2 separate regions of the Homo sapiens genome follow, and region 2 is linked to region 1. Evidence: read pairs that join two places in POLR2A ChIA-PET (ENCODE). Cell type or tissue: MCF 10A. All regions are shown on one strand. Links, peaks and the distances in the headings refer to the core of each region. The heading gives the core; the rest is flanking DNA. Region 1 has its middle 52 kb from the start of NALF2. Region 2 overlaps EDA (ectodysplasin A).

Region 1 (5,372 bases), core at 62-5,061:
CTCCATTGGCCCTCTCAGTCCACTCCCCATACCAGTCACCCTCACCAGGCCCATTGCATGCGCTGGCTACTACCCACGCTGCTCTTTTTTGCTCTGGGTGGAGGATGGCAATAGTCCACATCCTTGAATTGGAGACTGCAGTAGGCAGAATTTCTAAGAATGTCCCCAGGATTTTATGTTCTAATTCCCAAAACCTGTAAATGTGATAAGCTATCTCTCTCAGGGTTATAGTGCGTTATATGGCCCAGTTGACCTTAGAGAAGGGAGATTTAATGGAATATCATTTAACCTTTAAAAGGAAGGAAATTCTGACACATGCCACAACATGGCTAAAATTTCAAAATATGATGCTAAGTTAACCAAGCAAGTCATAAAATAATTGTATGATTCCACTTATATGAGATACCTAGAGTAGTCAAATTCACAGAGATAGAAAATGGAATAGTGGTTGCTAGGGGCTGGGGGTATGAAGGAATGCAGAGGTATTGTTGAATGGGTACAGAGTTTCAGTTTGGGAGGATGAAAAACTTCTGGAGATGGACGTTGGGGATGGCTGCACAGCAATATGAGTGTACTTAATCTCAACGGACTGTACACTTAATGGTTCAGTGGCCCATTTTCTGTATTTTACCACAATAAAAAAGGGAGAATATCTGGATGTACCTGATCTAATCACGAGTCCTTAAAAGCAGTGAACTTTCTCCAGCTGGTGGCAAAAGAGGAAGGCAGAAAAGAAAGGCAAAGTGATTTGAAGAAGTTGAGTCGCTGTTGCTGCTTTGAAAATGGAGGAAGGGGCCTGTGAGAAGAAATGCAGGCAACCTCTCAGGACAGCGAGCAGCCCCCAGCTAACAGCCAGCGAGGAAACAGGACCTTAGACCTACAGCCACAAGGAAGTGAATTCTGCCGGCAACCTAAATGAACTTGGAAATGGATATTTACTCAGCCTCCAGACAAGAGCCCAAGCCAGCAGAAATCTTGATCTTGCTTTTATGAGACCTTGAGCAGGGAACCCAGTTGAGCCCACCTAGACTTCTGATCTACAGAACTGTGAGCTAACAAATAGGTGGTGTTTTAAAGCTGCTAAGTTTGTGCTAGTGTGTTACAACAGTCATAGAAAGCTAATACAGAAGCCTTAGAGTTTTAGTCATGTGAGGAAGCACCATCGCCCTAGAAGGTTGTTGCTGTCAGCTTTATTCATTAAGATATTTCTGCATGCACATATTCAACATATTTGTTGCATGCCTCCTATGTGCCAGACACTGTGCTAGGCCTTGAGGATACAGTAACAGAGCTTAAACAGACCTGTGGAACTTGCAGCCTGGTCCAGGGACAGTATTCTTTCCCTCTGGCCAAGGCTAGAGGCTGTGACCTGCATGGGCAACCTGACCTCCAGCAGAGCATTCTGGCCTGTTGCCAGGTTCCCCTTGGGCCCTCTCAGCATCTGAATGCTTGGAACCATTCCCTAATGGTTATGATGGGAGTGACAGAAAGGAGCAACCACAGGAAGGAACAAACTGGGAAAATCTTGCTGAGGCCCAGAGCCTGGGCACCACAGTTCTGCTCCGTAACACACAGATACTTCGCAGGGGTGCCTGTGGGTGTGGGCAAGGCTCTTAGCATTTTGGGACAAGCTGAGGCCCAGACAACTTAAATAGAAGGGTCTGCCTGGTCTTCTGAAAGAGTAAAAGTGAGGAGGGGGATGAAGTGAGTGTTATCTGTGGCCATTTTCAAGGTTCCTAGTGAGCACTTGAGAGGGAGGCGCACGGTGGCAAATGTGCTTGGGGATATAGAGAATGTGGCTGGGGATGGTGAAAACCTGGCAAGAGATGGCAGGGGTGCACAGAAGAGATGGGCAGGAGCGCAGCCTTCTGAAGCAAAAAGAGTTGGAGTGGGATTCTGGGTGGAGAGGCCAGGGAGAAAGGGGCAACAGTGAATGAAGAGGCCCCAGCCTGGCCAAGCTCAGCAACTGAGAGGCTGGGTGGGGCCTAGGCTTTGGAGACTCAATCCCTCTTCCTTGGGGGAAGTGCCAGGGGTGGGGCCATGGACAGCTTAGCTCTCCAGCCCCTTAGCAGCCCTTCCTAACTCACTGGTAATCTGTTTATATGTTTATTTGCAAGATTGGTTTCTGCTTCAGTGAGGGGGGGCTTGGATCTCTGCCCTCAGGCCCTCAGTTCTGAGTTAAACTTCCCTAAGGAGCGGACTGCAGGCTCTCTGCCCCATTTGGCTGACTTTCCTCTGCCCTCTCTGTTCCTTGGGACCCTGACTGGTGGACAAGGAAGTTCCGGGTGGGAAGGGGGTCTGGTCTTCCAGGACTGGCCAGAGAAGCGAAGGGCTCTGGTTCCCTACAGGCCCAGACATCTGGGGCGGGGGTGGGGTGGGTCTGGGCAGGAACTCCGGCTTCATAGGAACCCTGAGAAAATCAAACTGAAATCCTGCCCAGGGAAATCTGCAGTTGTCCAACAAGAGCTTCGCTTTAATACATGTGGTAATTTTTTTGTTGTGCTTATTCAGACTGCAGCAGCTGCAGAGGGAGAGGCCCGTGAAGGGGGCAATGAGACTGGAGTGGGGTGGCAGGGTGGGGAAAAGGTAAAGGCCGCGTTGCCACGGAAGACCAGAGCCTAATGAGGGGAAAGCGGTGAGGTGCAGGCACTTGGGCCTTGGGAGAGGAAATCCCGGGGAATGCAGGACTGAGTCTGAAGACAGACAGCAAAGAGAGGGCCAGTGAGAGCCTGACTGGGGAGGCGCATGGTTTGGATGATGGTGGTGGGGGCCGAGGAGGGAGGGCGTGAGAAAGCAACCCTTTTACTGCTGATGGATATTGTCTCTTACCATAAGTCAGCATGTGAAGTATTTGTCTATTGCAAAACTGGAGAGATAAAATTCTGGAAGGTCATTCCCAAGGATAGGAGAGGGGCACCTGAATGAATCATCAGAGAAACCCAGGGGAAGTGGGTGGAGTTCGTAACCTGAACTAGGAAAGGCCTGATGATTCACTGGGCTCCAGGCCTGTCAATCCACTGTACTCTGCCAATGGTCTGAGAACTGAAGGTGTCCCTCAAACATGACACTGGAATTCAGTGAGTGCTGTAAAGGGGGAGGGGAGGGAGTTTTGAAACAGGAAGCGACAGGGAGTCTGCTACTGCCCTTTGAAGGGGGCTGACCTGAGTCATAGAGCTAGAAAGGACCTCGAGATCATCTGACCCAACCTCTTTGTTTTATACTCAAGGAACCGGCATTCAGAGAAGGGAAGAAATTTGTCCAAGGTCACAGAGTTAGTGAACTACGTAGACAAACAGGCTTCAGAAAGAGGCCACATAGGTTACTAGAGAGAATAGTCTCAGGTGTTAGCCCAGATAGGGTCTGCAAATACTTGGCAAACATAATGCCGCTTCTCACTCCTCTGTCCCTGGTGGACATTGCACCCCAATTTCAGTGCTGACGCTACTTTGAAGTCCTTCTTAACTGAGTACACTAGGCATTGACATGGAAAATGAAAGCAATTTGTAATTTCAGGCCTACAATAACAGCTGTGTGTGTCACAGAAGGGTAGAACTAGTCCTAATGTCTAATTCGTTAGATACCATTATCGAAGGCTCTTTGGGTTGCAAGCAACTGAAGGAAGAGTTACCCTCAGGAAAGACAGGAACCAGGACTGCTTTGTAGATCTAAACAGTGGCAGTTGGTGGCCCCTCCTCATTAAAGCACTGCTACTCATGAGACCCAGCTTCAATGACTGGCTGCCACACTTTGTGTCTCCCGCTGCCGGTTTAAAATTCCTTGGAGAGTGAAGTTGTTTGGACCGAGTTGTAAGAGATTTTTAAACCCTGGAACAATAAGTGATGGAGCAGGGACAGGTCTACTGGATAGAAAATCAGCAGTGACTGCCATAGGGGTGGCACCTCCGCAGGAGGTGTCTACCAGATACGCTTCAGGAAAACCTAAGGGGACCAAGAGAAACAGGCTGGAGTGAAGGTGGGCTTTTCAGAGACCAGAGCCTAGAGGCATCTAAGAGGAGTTACGGAAACATCTGCTAGGCTACTTGAAGTGCAAGAAAGGCCACTTTTGGGGTAGATAAAGGAGTATATTCCTTACTCTGGGACCAGGAACCAGGGTAGTTCTCTCAGGGGACAGAAAAGATACTCAGGACAAGTATAGAGTTTCCCAGGGCAAGGAGGTAATCTGGCAATGTCCCCCATCTCCCTTCACCCCTCCCCACTGCAAAGCCAAATTAATAAAGCGGATTCTGGAAAGGACAGAGAATCCCACCAGCCCTAATGGTGGCACAAACCCAAACTTTCCAGGCAATGAGTCTGAATAGCATGGTCAAGCATCCAATTCAGACAGGGCTGAGGCCAAGAATAGGAATGGGGATTGAATGCCCTATAATCTGCCGGCCAAATCCATCAGTGGAAAGATCTGAGATCCATTAGGAAAATAAATGTCTTCTGTAAACTCATTTATTTCTAGGGTTTTGTAATTCTTAAAAAATTGTTGTGTTCCCCTCAACTTCTGAGAAAAGTTCTTTTCAAAAACTCCCAGCTTGTCGTAGATCAATTCAAGTGAAAGGCTTGGGCCATAGAAGGGTCAAGACAGCTGGGAAGGTTTCAAGCTCCCAACAGGGAGGAATGGAGATGGCTGCGATGGGCCCAGTTGAAGTCTTAGGTAGAGAAGATGGAGGCAAGTTACATAGAAAGGTGGCATTTCTGAGACATAAAGTTTCTTCCTTAGAAACTTTTCTTTTCTTTCTTAGAGGGTGGATGTAGATGACTATGGTCTGTACATAAGACACTATTTGGAGGCTTTGGGTCTGAAGGCAAGATGGAGTTGATGAAAATTCAGGTTGGGGCCTTTTTAAGGAAAGACTACTCCTAGAGGAGTTCAATTCTTTTTCTCTCTCTCACCTTTGCCTCTGTCTTTGACTGTATATGTGACACTGTGCAAGTTACCTAACCTCATAGAGCCCGAGTTTTCTCATTTTTAAGGTAGAAATACCAAGTAGAGGGTTAAATAAGGATTAAATGAGATAATATGCAAACTGTTTAACATTCTTGGCCCAGAGCAGCAGATGATCAAAGAGTCTATAAAGCTTACTTTTTTTCCTTGCTTCTGTGTGTGTGTGTATCTTTATACCACATACTGCAGTAGAGGCTGGATATTCAGAGATGAAATGATAAAATCTCTGCCCTCAAGTGTCTTGCAAGCTGGAAAAGAAGATAGTTAAATAAACATCAATTATAATAATGTCTCTAGTGAAGTGTATGTATAAACTTAGTGGAAATGTGGAGGAAGTAAGACAAGTCTACCCGAGGAAGTCAGAGAAGGCCGCACAGAGGAGGTAGCATTTGATCTGGACTTTACAGGATGAATAGAAA
Region 2 (5,372 bases), core at 154-5,153, 91 kb after region 1:
TTTCTTTGTGTCCTCTCTGATTTCCTTGAGCAGTGGTCTGTAGTTCTTCTTGAAGAGGTCCCTCACTTCCCTTGTTAGCTGTATTCCTAGGTGTCTTATTCATTTTGTAGCAATTGTGAATGGGAATTAATTCATGATTTGGCTCTCTGCTTGCCTGTTGTTGGTGTATAGCAATGCTAGCAATTTTTGCACATTGATTCTATATCTTGAGACTTTGCTGAAGTTGTTTATCAGCTTAAGAGCTTAAGGAGCTTTTGGGCCGAGATGATGGGGTTTTCTAGATATAGGATCATGTCATCTGCAAACAAAGATAATTTGACTTCCTCTCTTCCTATTTGAATACCTTTATTTCCTTCTCTTGCCTGATTGCCCTGGACAGAGCTTCCAATACTATGTTGAATAGGAGTGGTAAGAGGGGGTATCCTTGTCTTGTGCCAGTTTTCAAGGGGAATGCTTCTAGCTTTTGCCCATTCAGTATACTATTGGCTGTGGGTTTGTCATAAATGGCTGTTATTATTTTGAGGTATGTTTCTTCAATATCTGGTTTATTGAGAGATTTTAACGTGAAGGGATGTTGAATTTTATTGAAGGCCTTTTCTGCATCTATTGAGATAATCTTGTGGTTTTTGTCTTTAGTTCTGTATATGTGATGAGTCACGTTTATTGATTTGTGTACGTTGAACCAACGTTGTAACCTGGGGATGAAGCTGACTTGATCATGGTGGATGAACTTTTTGATGTGCTACTGTATTTTATTGAGGATTTTTGCATTGATGTTCACCAAGGATATTGGCCTAACGTTTTCTTTTTTTTGTTGTATCTCTGCCAGGATTTGGTATCAGGATGATGCTGACCTCATAAAATGAGTTCAGGAGGAGTCCCTCCTTTTCAATTGTTTGGAATAGTTTCAGTAGAAACAGTACCAACTCTTCTTTGTACCTCTGGTAGAATTCAGCTGTGAACCTGTGTGGTCCTGGGCTTTTTGGTTGGTAGGCTCTTTGTCAAAGTCTTAATTTCAGAACTCATTATTGGTCTATTCAAGGATTCAATTTCTTCCTGGTTCAGTCTTGGGAGGGTGTATGTGACCAGAAATTTATCGAATTTTTTCTGGATTTTCTAGTTTATGTTCATAGAGGTGTTTATAGTATTCTTTGATGGTTGTTTGTATTTCTGTGGGGTCAGTGGTGATATCCCTCTTATTTCTGATTGTGTTTAGAGTGTTTCAAGGTTTTTTCATGTCTCTATCTCCTTCACTTCAGCTCTGATCTTTGTTATTTCTTGTCCTCTGCTAGCTTTGGAATTTGGTTGCTCTTAGTTCTCTAGTTCTTTTATATATATGTGTGTGTGTATATATATATATGTGTGTGTATATATATATATGTATAAAATACTTGAAGTTCTAGGGTACATGTGCACAATGTGCACGTTTGTTACATATGTATACATGTGCCATGTTGGTGTGCCTCACCCATTAACTCGAACCTGATGTAAATGACGAGTTCTCTAGTTCTTTTAGTTGAGATGTTAGGTTGCTAACTTTAGATCTTTCTAGATTTCTGATGTGGGCATTTAGTGGTATAAATTTCCCTCTTAACACTGCTTGAGCTGCATCGCAGAGATTCTGGTACGTTGTCTCTTTGTTCTCATTAGTTTCAAAGAACTTCTTGATTTCTGCCTTAATTTCACTATTTACTCAACAGTCATTCAGGAGCATATTGTTCAATTTACACGCAGTTTTGTGGTTTTGAGTGAATTTCTTAATCTTGAGTACTAATTTGATTGTGCTGTGGTCTGAAAGACTGTTATGATTTCAGTTCTTTTGCATTTGTTGAGGGGTATTTTACTGCCAATTATATGATCAATTTTAGAGTAACTGCCATGTGATGATGAGAAGAATGTATTATGTTGTTTTGAGGTGGAGAGTTCTATAGATATCAGGTCCACTTGATCTAGAGCTGAGTTCAGGTAGTAAATATCTTTGTTAATTTTCTATCTTGATGATCTGTCTAATATTGCCAGTGGGGTGTTAAAGTTTCCCACTATTATTGTTTGAGAGTCTAAGTCTCTTTGTAGGTCTCTAAGAATTTGCCTTATGAATCTGGGTGCTTCTGTATTAGTTGTATGTATATTTAGGATAGTTAGCTCCTCTTGTTGAATTGAACCCTTTACCATTGTGTAATGCCCTTTTTTGTCTTTTTTGATCTTTGTTGATTTAAAGTCTGTTTTGTCAGAAAATAGGATTGCAACCCCTGCTTTTTTCTGTTTTCCATTTGCTTGTAAATTTTCCTTCATCCCTTTATTTTGAGCCTATGTGTGTCTTTGCACATGAGATGGGTCACTTGAAGACAGCAATACCAATGGGTCTTGGCTCTTTATCCAGTTTGCCATTCTGTGTGTCTTTTAATTGAGTCATTTAGCCCATTTACATTTAAGATTAGCATGTGTGAGTTTGTTAGTTATATGTGAGTTTGATCCTGTCATCTTGATGATAGCTGGTTATTTTGTAGACTTGTTTATGTGGTTGCTTCATAGTGTCACTGGTTTGTGTACTTCAGTGTGTTTTGTAGTGGCCAGTAACAGTTTTTCCTTTCCATATTTAGTGCTTCCTTCAGGAGCTTTTGAAAGGCAGGTCTGGTGGTAATGAATTCCAGCTTTTTCTTGTCTGAAGAGGATCTTATTTCTCCTTCACTTACGAAGCTTAGTTTGGCCAGATATAATTTTCTGGGTTGGAATTTCTTTTCTTTAAGTACGTTGAATATTGTCCCCCAGTCTCTTCTGGCTTGTAGGGTTTCTGCTGAGAGGTCTGCTATTAGTCTGATGGTTTTCACTTTGTCAGTGACCTGACCTTTCTCTCTGGTTGCCCTTAACATTTTTTCTTTTATTTCAACCTTGCAGAATCTGATGATTATGTGTCTTGGGGTTGATCTTCTCATGGAGTATCTTACTGGGGTTCTCTGCATTTCCTGAATTTGAATGTTGGCCTGTCTTGCTATTTTGGGAACATTCTCCTGGATGATTTCCTGAACTATGTTTTCCAGCTTGGTTCCATTCTCCCTGTCTCTTTTAGGTTCCCCAGTCGTAGGTTCAGTTTCTTTACATAATCCCATATTTCATGGAGGTTTTGTTCATTCCTTTCATTTTTTTTCTCTATTCTTGTCTGCCTGTCTTATTTCAGAAAGATAGTCTTGAAGCACTGAGATTTTTTCCTCCTCTTGGTATATTCTGTTATTGCTACTTGTGATTGCATTGTGAAGTTCTCGTGTTGTGTTTTTCAGCTCCATCAGGTTGGCTGTGTTCCTCTCTAAACTGGCTCTTCTGGCTATCAGCTCCTGTATTGTTTTATCATGATTCTTCGCTTCTTTGCACTGGGTTACAACATGCTCCTTTAGCTCAGCAAAGTTTATTATTATCCACCTTCTGAAGCCCACTTCCATCTATTCAGCCATCTCAGCCTCAGCCCAGTTCTGTGCCTTTGCTGGAGAGGTGTTGCAGTCATTTGGAGAAGAGGCACTCTGACTTTTTGAGTTTTCAGCATTTTTACGTTGATTCTTTCTTATCTTTGTGGGCTTCTCTTCCTTTGATCTTTGAGGTTACTGACCTTTGAATTAGATTTTTGTGGGGTTTTTTGTTGATGTTGTTATTGTTGTTGTTTTCTGTTTGTTTTCCTTTTAACAGTCAGGCCACTGTACCGTAGGACTGCTGTGGTTTGCTGGTGGTCCACTCCAGACTCCAGTTGCCTCGGTTTCTCCAGTACCTTGAGTTATCACCAGTGAAGGCCATGAAACAGCAAACATGACAGCCAGCTCCTTCCTCTGGAAGCTCTGTCCCAGGGGGGTACTGACCTGTTGCCAGCCCACATGTGCCTGTAGGAAGGAGCTAGAGACCCCCATTGTGAGGTCTTAGTCAGGAAGAATGGGATCAGAAGCCCACCGAAAGAAGCAGTCTGGCTGCTTTTTGGTAGAGCAGGTGTGTTGTATTTCGGGGGGACCCTTCCTTGTCCAAACCACCTGTATTCTTAACAGCCAGCAGGCTGGAGTGGCTGAGTCAACCAAACCTCAGAGATGGAGGCCACCCTTTCCCCCAGGAGATCCGTCCCAGGGAGAGATCAGAGCTCTATCCGTAGAACCCTGGCTGCAGTGGCTGAAGCCGCCACTGGGAGATCCTGCCCAGTGAGGAGGAATGGATCAGGGTCCCACTTAAAGAAGTAGTCTGGCACTGATCTGGCAAGGCAGCTGTGCTGCGCTGTGGGGAACCCTTCCCCATCCAGGCCATCTGTATTCTCCAAAGTTGGCAGGTTGGAATGGCTGAGTCTACGGATCAGCAGAGATGGTGGCCGCCCCTCCCCACAGGAGTTCAGTCCTGTCTCAGGCAGACTCCAGCCTGTTGCCTTTGGCTGGCTTGAATTCCAAGCCAGTGCATCTTAATGTGTGAGGTGCTGTGGAAGTGGGGCCCACAGAACTGCTTGGCTCCCTGGAATCACCCCCCTTCCTAGGGACATGTATGGATGGACTTGCCAGTGATCCTGGGTCTGGAGTATGCATTATAAAACTCTTGGGTTTCTGTGTGTGCCTGAGTGGCTGCTCTGCTGAGACTCCACACAGCTCTGTGTATTGGACCCAAGGTCCTGGTGGTGTGGGGTCACAAGGTGATCTCCTGATCCATGGGTTGCATAGATCTGTGGGAGAAACGTGGTTTCCTGGGGCAGGGTCACACAATCACTCACAGCTTCCCTTGGCTGGGGGTGGAGGGTTCCTTTGGCTGCATGTCACTCCCGGGTGGGCCGTCATCCCTCTCTACTTTTCTTCATTCTCTGTAGGTCAAGTTGTTTGCCTAGTCAGTCCCAATGGGAGAACCTGGATATTTCAGTTGAAGGTGCTGAATTCACTCACCCCTTTCATTCCTCTCCATTAGTGCTGCAGACTGAAGCTGCTTCTAATCGACCATCTTGGCCCCTCCCATATTTTTAGATTCTTATGAAATAGAGTGTTAGCTAATGCATATTAGGTAGTTCCTGAAATGGTTTCAGTGAATTATGTGTGCATATAAATGTGAAGCATCTAAATGATAGGTTGGTCTATTTAGTCCAGTTGCCGGTGTCAATAGGAGAATGGTAACTCTATTAATTTGTGTAAACAGTGCAATTGTGGTGACTATCTGGGGATTAGATACTGGGAACCTATTGACTGACAAATGTATAAGGTAGGGCTATTATTTCTTTACTTTTTTTGGCTTATAGCAAGCTTCCCAGTAGAATAATATTAAATGCTATAAAATAAGCAAAGTGAATACTCAAACCTATTTCCTTTGTACCCTTGTAGTATGTGAAATACAGTCTTTTTTTTTTTTTTTGAGACAGGGTCTCACTCTGTCAC

What was found. Peaks named below come from ENCODE experiments on the same cell type or tissue, not always from the same donor. Only the 100,000 strongest peaks of a DNase experiment are listed, where the experiment ranks them.
Region 2: POLR2A ChIA-PET joins it to region 1 with 5 read pairs; 3 of 35 experiments call an interaction of 5 or more read pairs at or near these places.

The regions. Positions count from the first base shown.
Region 1 is chrX:69,553,538-69,558,909 of GRCh38, forward strand. No RefSeq gene overlaps it. Among named protein-coding and RNA genes, the nearest start is that of NALF2, 52 kb to the left of the region's middle. In MCF 10A, for the core only: no CTCF peak of the experiment used is centred there; a DNase peak (open chromatin) is centred at 3,004.
Region 2 is chrX:69,644,256-69,649,627 of GRCh38, forward strand. The region is part of intron 1 of EDA (ectodysplasin A); the gene reads left to right. Among named protein-coding and RNA genes, the nearest start is that of EDA, 31 kb to the left of the region's middle. In MCF 10A, for the core only: no CTCF peak of the experiment used is centred there; no DNase peak of the experiment used is centred there.